Regions from separate parts of the Mus musculus genome. Here region 1 is linked to region 2. A link is a contact called in ENCODE Hi-C or POLR2A ChIA-PET data. All regions are on one chromosome and are shown on one strand. Each heading gives the region's core, a stretch centred on a gene start or an enhancer-like site at or near the end of the contact. The rest is flanking DNA. Distances are from core to core; before and after follow the strand shown.

Region 1 (5,557 bases), core at 2,341-4,840, 220 kb after region 2:
ACAAACAAGACACAAAGTTGAATGGACAGGGAAGGAGCCTGGATGTGGGAGGAGTTGGGGGAGAAGGTGATACGAGCAAAACATGTTGTACAAAATCTGCCCGCCCCCTGGAAAGAATAGGAAAAATATATATTAAAGACAAAACAAGTGTCCTCTGATCTCTTCATACATGCCATGGAACATGTGCATTCACACATAGACAGACAGACAGGCAGGCAGGCAGGCAGACACACACACCCTGTACATAAAAATATAAAAACAGAATCAATAAATTAAACAGCAAAATAGGCATGAAAAGTGACTGAGCAATAAAAGCCCCCAAGACCGATGAACTGAGTTGTACATCCAGGACTTTTATGGTGAGAAGAGAGAGAGAATTAACTCCAAACAATAATCCTTTGACCGCTATACATTCACCACAGTGACTCAGTACTTGAGAACATTGGCTGCTCGTCCAGAGAACCCAGGTCCACTTTCCCCGCACCAACTACTTGTCACTTCAATCCAAGGGACCTGACACCCTCTTCCAACCTCTAAGAGCACCCAGGCACATGTGTGGTGCACAGACACACATGCAGACAAAACACCCATCCACACGTAGAATGAAAAATTTTTAATTTTAATTAAAAAAAATAGAATAAGGTGGTTGTGTCCACAGTTTAGAAAGATGGCTTTGGCCTTGATCTGTGAGGTGGAAGACGTTGCCATTGAAGTCTGAGGACAGAGTATAGAAAATAGCCAAATGTATCTTCCCTGTACACAGTGATCAACTGCGCGTCTCAATAACAGTAATTTAAACCATCATGCACCCCACGGTGCTTTTGCTCTCTCTCTCTCTCTCTCTCTCTCTCTCTCTCTCTCTCTCTCTCTCTCTCTCTCTCTGTGTGTGTGTGTGTGTGTGTGTGTGTGTGTACAGAGATAAACAGGGTCACTGAATCTGAAACTTATAACGTCCATCCCTTAAAGATAAAGCTCCTGCGTAGAATTGGTGTTTGAGCCCAGGCAGTTCACACTCAAAAAGTAGTCACCACTACTAATGTCTCTTACAGTTGCATCAACAAAAAACAGACATTAATTATGGCTACACTCTGAGCGTCTGCCTACTGTTCATCCATCAGGCTCTGATCTAGTTCTGGGAACCTTCACAGCCAAGAGCAGCATTTGGTGTTTAGAATTCAAAGAAACGGAGGCCTGGGGCAATAGCTCACTCAGTAGGTAAAGCGCCTGCTGTCCAAGTCTGAGGACCTGGGTCTGGCTCCTCAAAACTCAATAAGAGTCTGGCCCTACACATGCAAGGCAGACATCTACTGATGGGGCCATCTCTACAGCCTTGCAACAGTAGGTTTTGTTTTTGTTTTGTTTTGTTTTGTTTTGTTTTGTTTTGTTTTAATCCATGCCTCAGTTTCCCAATCTGGAAAAAAGACATACTAATGGTTCCAGATCTGCTGGAGCTGGGGTTACAGGCTGTTTTGAGCCACTGACATAGATGCTGGGAACTGTAGTTGGGTCCTCTGCAAGAGCAGCAGGCGCCCTCTCTTACCCACAGGCCCATCTCTCCAGCTTGAAGTTTTTGTTTTTTAACTTGACATAGGAAATAATAAATTTCAAGTAGTGACTCATGCCTGGTAATTTCTGAACTCAGGATGCTGAAGAAAGAAAGATGGTTATGGGTTCAAGGGCGTTTTGGATTATACAGCTCAGGACAGTTGGGCTGCAAAGTGAGGTCATATCTCAAAAAAAAAAAAAAAAAAAAAAGTCAAAAAAAAAAAAAAAAAAAAGGTATCAGCCAATTGGTGGTGGCGCACACTTTTAGTCCCAGCACTCGGGAGGCAGAGGCAGGTGGACCTCTAAGTTCGGGGCCAGCCTGGTCTGCAGAGTGAGTTTCAAGGCAGCTTACCTACTGAGAAACCCTGCCTCAACATAACAAGACAAAAAAAGCAACAGGTTTCAGCACAGCATTTCCATATACGGGTCATTGTGTGCTTCTCGTGATCCTCTGCACGGTCCCCGTCCTTTCTCACTGCTCCTGGTGGCCTCTTTCTTTCCTCCATTGTCCTGTTTGTTCTCACGTTGTAGATATGATAAGATTTAGGTTCTGCGTCTGAGACAGAACGCGTAATACTTGTCTTTCTGAGTGGGGCTTCTTTGTTTAACGTAATGATCTCCATCGATTTTCCTGAAAATGACATAATTTTATGCTTTATGCCTGAATAATGCACCACTGGGGGGGTAGGGGGGGAACATGCTGCTGCCTATTACATTCTCTTTATCCTTTCGTCGGTTGATGGGCATCTAAATTACTCTTGTAATTTGGCTATTTGTGAATAACCTTGCTATAAACATGGATGGCCAGCCCCTCTCATTTTGCCTTAATCACATCTATTACAACTCTATCTCGGGGCTGCCAAGATAGCTCAGCAGACAAAGCCCCTTGTGCCAAGTTTGATGTCCCAAGTTCAGTGACCCAGGACCCATATGTTAGGAGAGAACTAACTCCTGTAAGCCGACCTCTGACCTCCACATTTACAGCGTCATTCACGAAGCAACACACACGCAGGGACACATAAATAAATAAATAAATAAGTGTATGTTTGTTTGTGTTAAAGACCCTGTCTCCAGGGTTGGAGACACAGAATGTCTGGAATCCACCAGTGAGGGAGGCCCTAGGCTCTGTCTCCTGCATAGCAAAAATAAAAGGATGGCTGTTTATAGCTGCGCGTGACACCGATGGTGGCCGTGCCTGTCATTCTAGCTCTCAGGAGCTTGAAACCAGAGAATTGCTGTGATGTCAAAGCCACACCAGGCTACATAACAAGACCCTGTCTTGAGAATAAATATGGGCCAAAAAGAAAGGCACTTGCCACCAAGCCTGTCCACCTGAGTTTGATCTCCAGAACCCACATTGTGGAAGAAAAGAACCGACTCCCTCAAACTGTCCTCTGACTTTCAAATGTGCACCAAGGCACATATGGGCTCCAACATTTTCATATAAATCAATCAATCAATCAATCGATCAATATCCCTTTTCCAAAAGCATTCGGAGGCACAGGCATTGAGTCTTCAGTATGTGAGATTCTGGAACACTCAGATTGATCTTAATAACCCCAGAGTTGGGGGGGAGGCTGAGAAGCTGGAAACGGAGCCTGTAGTTTGATAAAGGCAGGATTTAGAGGCATACCCAAGGCCTCAGTGTAAACCTCTTTCCCCTCTGCCCCCTCTTAGCAGCTTGGATTTTACCCTGAGTGTGGAAGGAAGCCCCAGTTGACAACAAGCAGTTCAGACTTATGTCAAAGCAAGGTGGCTCTGGCTGCGGTTGACACTGAGTGACTCTGGAGGCCCACAGACATCGTATGGTACCCCAAGCCTCCCTTGTAAACAGCAGACAGCTGGGAGTCAGGATGCTGGAGGACCTGGGCAGAGGGGAAAGAGGTTTACACTGAAGTCTGCGAGTGTGTGGACCTTTACTACGGTCTCCCCAAGAAAACAAGACACAACACACAAACGATTAGATCCCGTGGCTGTCCCCCTCTCCTCTTCCACGGGAAAAGGACACAATCTTCAGCCATAAAGTTCTTTGCTTCTGTCTCTGTCCATCCATTCCTTTCCAGTTTGCAGACTGAAGAATGATCGCGGGTGCCCTCTACTGGCAGCTTGCTCCACAGTGTAACAACTTAAAGCTCATAGGAAGCCACCAGCCCACTGCGGCTCCGCAGCACCAATCTTTTCTCTTCCTCCATCCCTTTCCTTTTTTCCTTTCCATCAAGGCTATCTATATGGAAGACCTACTATGTGCCGTGTGTGTGTGTGTGTGTGTGTGTGTGTGTGTGTGTGTGTTCACACATAATATACATGTGGAACTCAAGGGACAACTTGCAGGAATTGGTTCTCTTCTTCCAATCTGGGGATTGAACTCGGGCTATCAGGCTTGGTGGCAAGTGCCTTGATGTGCTGAGCCCTCTTGCTGGCCCCAGGCACATGTTACTGAGGTGTAACCCGGGATCCACGGGATCCACATATTTAGCAAGTAGCAACTTCCATGGTGAGTCTGGATGAGGACAGGTTAGAGGCTACCATAATCAGCTAGGCTGCAGCCATGTGCTAGACATCTTTATTTGGGCGCGTCCAGTGCCTCACTGACCTCGAGACTTTTCTACATAATAGATGAGAAGTTCTGAGGGACACAAGCCTCTGGTCAATGGACACTTGCTTCAGTACTCTTAAACCTTTGCAGAATCTCCACTGTGAATCCAGGTTGGCACTTTGAGCCTATGTGCACACACACACACACACACACACACACACACACACACACACACACACCATACACCAAACACACACACATACACCACATCACACACACACACACACACCACACACACCACATACCATATACCACACATACACACCCCACATACATACCATATACTACACACACACACCACACCACACACACACACCCTCCCACACACACCATACACCACACACCCACACACACACCATATACCACACACACATACCATACACATACCACACACCACACACACTACACACACCACACCACATACACACACACTACACACATATCACACACCATACACACACACACCACACATACCACACCACACACCACAGACACACACATACCCCCATACACACATACCCACATACACATCACACCCACTTCACCACACACACATACGCACACACACACACACACACACACACACACACCACACATACACCTGTGTGTCTATAAGCCTGAGTCCAGAGCCTATAATACTCCAGGTTCTGCCCCTCTCCCTGGTCTTGTGGCAGCCACCTTCTCTTCTCAGTCTGCTGTGGTTTCCATAGAAACAGATATGGCCAGATGAGAGATCAGAAGGAGACAGAGCCTGACACTCCAGCCCTTAGACTTTTATGTAATTAAAATGCATCACCAGACAAGGCCTCTGCAGAAAGGCAGGGAGAGTACAGGTCTGTGTTGGTCTCTGTCATCCCAGGCAGAAATCTCAAGCTGGCCCAAAGAACCAGCAATGTGATTGCTATTTGTTCTTCTTTTTATTCATTCATGATTAAGCCATTTATCTGTCCCTCACACTCAAAGATTATGAATGATTAACAAAGATAAGTCCATTCTTGTTGCTGAGATAGGATCTTGTTATATAGACCAGACTGACCTCAAATGTATGACAATCTTCCTGCTCTGAATTTCCATGTTCTAGGATTACAGTAATGGGCCGCTATACCTGGTGTAGATAGTTATATTAGTATATATATATTGCAAGCATATGAGAGTCAGAAGACAACTGTTTGAGTCAGTTCTCTCTCTCCTTCTACAATCCATGTGGGTTAAAGCAATCAAACTCAGCCTGTCAGCCTTGGTGGCAAATGTCTTTACTGGCCAAGCCATCACTCTGGCCTGGTTAAATTAATATATTAATTTTGCACTTACTCTTTGCTGCTGGTATTGTCACAAGAACAGGAACACAGTATAGGTGAAAGGAAATCCCACAATGCCTCATTAAAGATGCTTGCTTCTCAGATGAGGCGACCACAC
Region 2 (5,714 bases), core at 506-3,005:
AACCCCCCCCCATTGTTCCCTATATAGCCTAACCCCCTTGGAGTCTCTCTAAAATCATCCCTTTAAGGTCCATCAAATCAAGTGACTAACTGGTTCCTCTGACTCCCAGCTTATATGTCTAAAGTCTGGGATCATTTCCTCCTGGTCCATTAGACTAATATGTCACCAGGGCTTCTAGATCCTACTTTGTAATGCCTGGCTCTGTGTCCTGAAGAATACACCACAACGCCCTCCTCTGAGCCAACTCTAGTTTCCCCCATTTCTTATCTTCTCTCCTCTCCTACTGCTGTCTAAAGACGTCCAGAGACTCGGTTGCTCTGTGGCTCAGAAACTCAATTCCCAGTCTGGATCCCTGCTTACCCTTCACCAGGCTCTATAGTCTGCCCTGTTCCCCAAAGCCAGCAGGTACATTCTAGAAAAAAAGCAAAGACACCTCTATTTGGTCCCTTCCACAGCACAGTAGCCACCCCGACACCTCAGTCCTAGAACAGGACATTTGCCTGAATGGGACTTCGGGGCTGTCTTCTGGGCTTGGGTCGAAATTATCCAGGGTTTCATACTGCTCACCGGCCACTAGGTAGGGGAGAAATGCCTGGCCTGGCTGCAACCTTGCCTTGGATATCCACAAGTTTAGCTAATAGCTATCCAGAGAGCATACCAATGTGTTAGTGACCAAACTCATTGATCACCTAGACGAGATGCTATATGCACAAACTATCACCCTTACTTACATATAAGCAAACACATATGAATACTCAAATACACATAAACAACCCAATGGAATAGAATCAATTGCATACAAATCAGTAAGATGCAATTCACGAACTATATACAAACCCAGGCCATGTAAATCCACAGTTGAATTGAGCCCCAACTCCTTCAACCATCCCAACACATTCCCCGCCATACCACAGATACAAATACAACCTAAAATCTGCACAACCTCCCTCTGCCAGGCATACTATGAACTCACAATCTGGGACCAGCTAGCTGGTTCAGCTGGTAAAGGCGATTGCTGCCAAGCCTTATAACTCGAGTTCCATCGCTGGGACCCACATAGTAGGAAAAAACAGGCTGTTGTGAGTTGTCCAAAGACCTACACACACATACAAACACACAAAATTAATTAATTAATTAAATTTAAAAATTCACACTCACAGTGTTATTACATAAAATCTATATTAGTAGATCCACAGAATGAGACACATAGTCGGGCTCAAATACAGACACATTTCCCAACACACAAATACAAGATCATATAATCACACTTGACCACATCAGCACAGTCAGGCAGTTGGGCAAAACTCACAACTACAGCTCATCCGTATACAAAAACAGATACAGTTACAAAGTAGAACACAAGCTCACGCACACCCACATAAGAAGAGAATTCGAGTCTACAGTGTTCAAACAACCCAGCTAGGACCAACTACAACCACACAGGCGAGACAAACTAAGCCACCCATAAACGTAAAGTTGTGGAAGAAAGCTGACACATTGCAGGGACCAAACCCTCCAAATAGGAGTTACACAAATCTCCATAACGTAGCAGAAGTATGTCTAAGAGCTGTGCCACACTATTCCCTCGCACACCCCCTACCCAGACCACTGTCCTCTACAGAGCTGTGATAGGGTGGGGACCCACCCAGCATGCAGACACCCTGCCCTCTCAGTCCTCTCCCGTGTTCTTGCCTCTCGTCCTCGCGCTTGGTTATCCGTCCGTCCGCACTCGCCTCCAGGCACCGCAGCCTGCGGCCACCCGGAGTGGAATGCCGCGGGATGACTTTCAAAACCCAAGTCCCCAGCTCTAGGGCACCGCCCACAGGACTACATGTCCCAGAAGGTCTCACGCCGTCCAGCCTGAGGCTCCAGGCTATGGAGCGCCCAGCACCCGGCACAGCGCGCTGGGACCTGTGGGAAATGTAGTCCCCAGCAAGATGCGCTCGCTATAAGCGTTCCTCAGACGCTCTGCCCTTCTGTGGCTCCACTTCTAGTACTATAGAGAAATTGCGTCTCCTGGTGGAAAAATTTCCTTCGGTAGTAAAATTTCTAAATTGATAGAGGCCGATGGTAGAAAAGGGAAAGATTTTTAAGATTATGTGATGACACGCTGAGGTAGAGTGGTTTGGTTTGGTTTGGGACAGGGTTTCACTATGTAGACCTCAACCTCAGGATCCCCTTGCCCTGAGCTGGGATTACTGGACGGAGTCACCAGCACTCTTCTGTTTTCACTTCTTTGCTTCTAGACCTACTTTACCATTAAAGTCACAGCGTAGACTTGGGGAGCGTCTTAGTCAGGGTTTCTATTCCTGCACAAACATCATGACCAAGAAGCAGTTGAGGAGGAAAGGGTTTATTCACCTTACATTTCCACATTGCTGTTCATCACTGAAGAAGTCAGGACTGGAACTCAAGCAGGTCAGGGAGCAGGAGCTGATGCAGAGGCCATGGAGGGATGTTCTTAACTGGCTTGCTTCCCCTGGCTTGCTCAGCTGCTCTCTTATAGAACCAAGACTACCAGCCCAGAGATGGTCCCACCCACAAGGGGCCTTTCTCCCTTGATCACTAATTCAGAAAAAGCCTTACAGTTGGATCTCATGGAGGCATTTCCTCAACTAAAGCTCCTTTCTCTGTGATAACTCCAGCTGTGTCAAGTTGACACAAAACTAGCCAGTACAGGGAGTATTTCTCAGCTAGTAGAAAGACTCCTCGGCTTCTACAAGTGGTATCCCCTTCACCGCTGATCTGGGCTAAGCTTCCCACTGTTGTACAGGGATTATAGGGTGTTGAGGATTATAGGTATGTCAGGGGGAGAAAAATGTGCCCACTATCCCTGCAGATACATCATTAATGCTTCGTAATATTCACACCCTCTGTTGTAGGGTATGCAATTTCTCTCCTGAAGGTGGAATACAAACTTCCTTATTCCAGGAAGTTTGCTTTAGCCAACAGAATGAAGTGGGTAGCACTGACTCCTAAGTGTCAACGGGTTGTTCACTGATTCTCTTGGTGTGGAGGTTTGAATGAAAATGGCCCCGATAGATTCACAGGAAGTGAATCTTAGAAGGTGTGGCATCACTGGAGCAGGTGTGACCTTGTTGGAGGAACAGCATCATTCCAGCCAGGCTTTGAGGTTTCAGAAACTCAAGCCAGGACTAGTGGCTCATAGTCTCTTCTTGCTGTCTGCAGATCCAGATGTAGAACTCTCAGGTACCTCTCAGCACTATGCCTTGGGTCCCACCGTAATGACAACAGACTAAACCTCTGAACTGTCAGCCAGCCCCAACTAAATGTTTTCCTTTATAAGACTTGCCATGGTCATGGTGTCTCTTCACAGAAACCCTACGGGGTCAATCTGAGGACCCACAGCTGTGGAAGGAGAGAAAAGAGTTCCACAAATTGTTCTCTGACCTCCACAAGGACACATATACACACACACACACTAAACAAACAAACAGAAAGTAATCTCTCACCCTCATTCAGATGGTTAGTGTTGTCAACTTGGCAATATCTAGAATCACTGGGAAGATGGGCAGCCTGTCTGGGTGGGGTGATTATCTTGATTATGTTATCGGAGGTAAGACCCATCATAACTGTGGGTGGAACCATTCTCAGGTCAGGGAGAGAGTGGACTGCATGCATTCAGCACTCTCTGTATCCTCATCGTCATGGCAGTGATATGGCCAGCTGCTTCAGGCTCCTGCTGCTTTGGATTCCCACCCCCATGCTCCTATGATGCTCCCACATACTTGAATTCTGAGATAAAATAAACTCTTTCTCCTTTAAGTTCCTTTGGTCAGAGTAACTGATCACATCAACAGAAAGGGGAACTAAGACTGAAATGCTGTACCCAGAACCTAGGTTAGGTCACCACCAGTTAGCACCAGACATAAGAGCAGGCTCGGTTCACCTGGCTGGTCAAATGTAAGTAGTGTCACCTAGCCAACCTTGAACATATCCCAGTGGTATGAACAAGAAGCACTTGTGTGCCGTTGAAAAGTTTTGTTGTTTGTTTTGAGACAGTTTCTCTATGTAGTCCAGGCTGGTCTCAAATCCAGAGATGCATCTGCCTCTTGAGTGCTGAAATGAAAGGTGTATACTACCATGTCCAGCTAGGTAGATCTATGGCTTAAGGTTCTTTTGTTTTAATGTATATGTGTATGTGTGCCTGAGTATATGTGTATATACCACGTGTACAGGAACCTGCGGAGGCTAGAAGATGGCGTTGAATCACCTGGAACTGGAGTTAGATGGCTGTGAATCACCCCTTATTATCACAACTATAGTTAACCCCTACATGAAATGTGAAGGTCTGCGGTAAGCTCATGATTATTAGTATGAGGCTGGCATATGTTGAGGGGGAGGAAGAATGTTGTAGAAGTCTCTGCTCCATTGAGGCTGCAACATTGCCCTCTCTGTAGTAAAAGTGACTTTATTGTGACCAACCACTGTGACACCAGATGTCTGACTGGAGGTGGGCAGAGTACCAATCTTGGCTTCTTTCTTGCTTTTCTGGGTCGGAAACTGGTTTGCTTGCCGTTCCTGGTAACATATTGTAATTGTTCTCCACTTTACAACATCCCCACACTTGAATTAGTGTTAGTTTACATTCAACATTCAGTAATTCTTGGGAAGCTTGTTTTTCTTGGCCAACTAGTGGATTATTCATGTGGTTTGGGATGAGAGTCTCGGGGGCCTGTGTGTTGAAGGTGTGGTCCCCTGCCTGGCTCTGTTGATAAGTGACAGAATCTTTAAGAAGGAGGCCTAATTCCTAGTTCTTACATCACTAGAGTAGGCTCTTGAGGAGAATTGTGGGACTTTAGTTTCTTAGTCACACTTTTGCTTCCTAGTTTGCAAACAGAGGGGTTTACTCGGCAATCACACTCCCATTCTTGGCCACCCTTGCCAGCATCTTTAAGCGATGGAAGCACTTGATCTTTGGCAGCAATCTTGTTTGTTCATAAGTTAATTGTCTCTGGCATTTCATTATGGCAATGGAAGGGCAGGGCAGGTCTTTCAGCCAGACTCTAGTGAAAATTAAGGCACTAGGAAGCAAGCTTCCTCAGGCCCTGTGGCCTTATCCCTTTAATATCTCCAGCCCTTATCTATATGATCACTTACGGTGGTGGTTTGAATATGCTTGACTCAGGAAGTGGCACTGTTAGGAGGTGTGGCCGTTTTGGAATGGGTGTGGCCTTTTGGAGGAACTGGTTCACTGTGTAAGTGGACTTTGAAGACTCCTATGCTCAAACTCTGTCCAATGTGGAATGAGACCCTCCTCCTGCCTGCCTTTGGATCAAGATGTAGAACTCCCAGCTCCTTCTCCTTCTCTGCCTGCATGCTTCTATGCTTCCCACCATGATGATAACGGACTACACCTATAAGCCAGCCACAATTAAATTTTCTCCTTTATAAGAGTTGCCTTGGTTGAAATAAATGTGGGTGGGGGGAGAGGCAGTATCAGGTACTGGAGGAGACAGGAAAGAGGTACAGAGGGTCAGGAAATTGAATAAAAATATGTAGCAGTGGGGGATGAGGAAATGGGGATAGCCACTGGAGGGTTCCAGACGCCAGGGAAATGAGAGACTCCCATTAGCAGAAATTTGCATTGAAGGGGAAATAGAACCTGTAGAGACCACCTCCAGTAGATAGGCATGGCCCTGGGTCGAGGGATGGGGCCACCCACCCATCTCAAAGTATTTAACCCAGAAATG

Evidence for each region. Hi-C counts contacts between places; a loop is a spot of excess contacts on that map. ChIA-PET counts read pairs that join two places held with the same protein, here RNA polymerase II (POLR2A).
Region 1: POLR2A ChIA-PET joins it to region 2 with 26 read pairs in Patski. The contact joins the enhancer-like site here to the promoter of Zim1 in region 2. A Hi-C loop is called at or near these places in 1 of 37 maps with a recorded cell type or tissue (Patski). POLR2A ChIA-PET finds 5 or more read pairs at or near these places in 1 of 5 experiments (Patski).

Annotation. Positions count from the first base shown.
Region 1 is chr7:6,914,826-6,920,382 of GRCm38, forward strand. All of the region lies in intron 2 of Usp29 (ubiquitin specific peptidase 29), which reads left to right. Among named protein-coding and RNA genes, the nearest start is that of Zim3, 59 kb to the right of the region's middle. Within about 2 kb of position 3,591, at least 1 of the 3 ENCODE cell types and tissues checked has a DNase peak (open chromatin) inside an H3K27ac peak, as active enhancers do.
Region 2 is chr7:6,694,677-6,700,390 of GRCm38, forward strand. Zim1 (zinc finger, imprinted 1) reads right to left here and starts at 1,756. Exons shown (of 8, transcript NM_011769.4): 1 at 1,693-1,756; 2 at 974-1,096.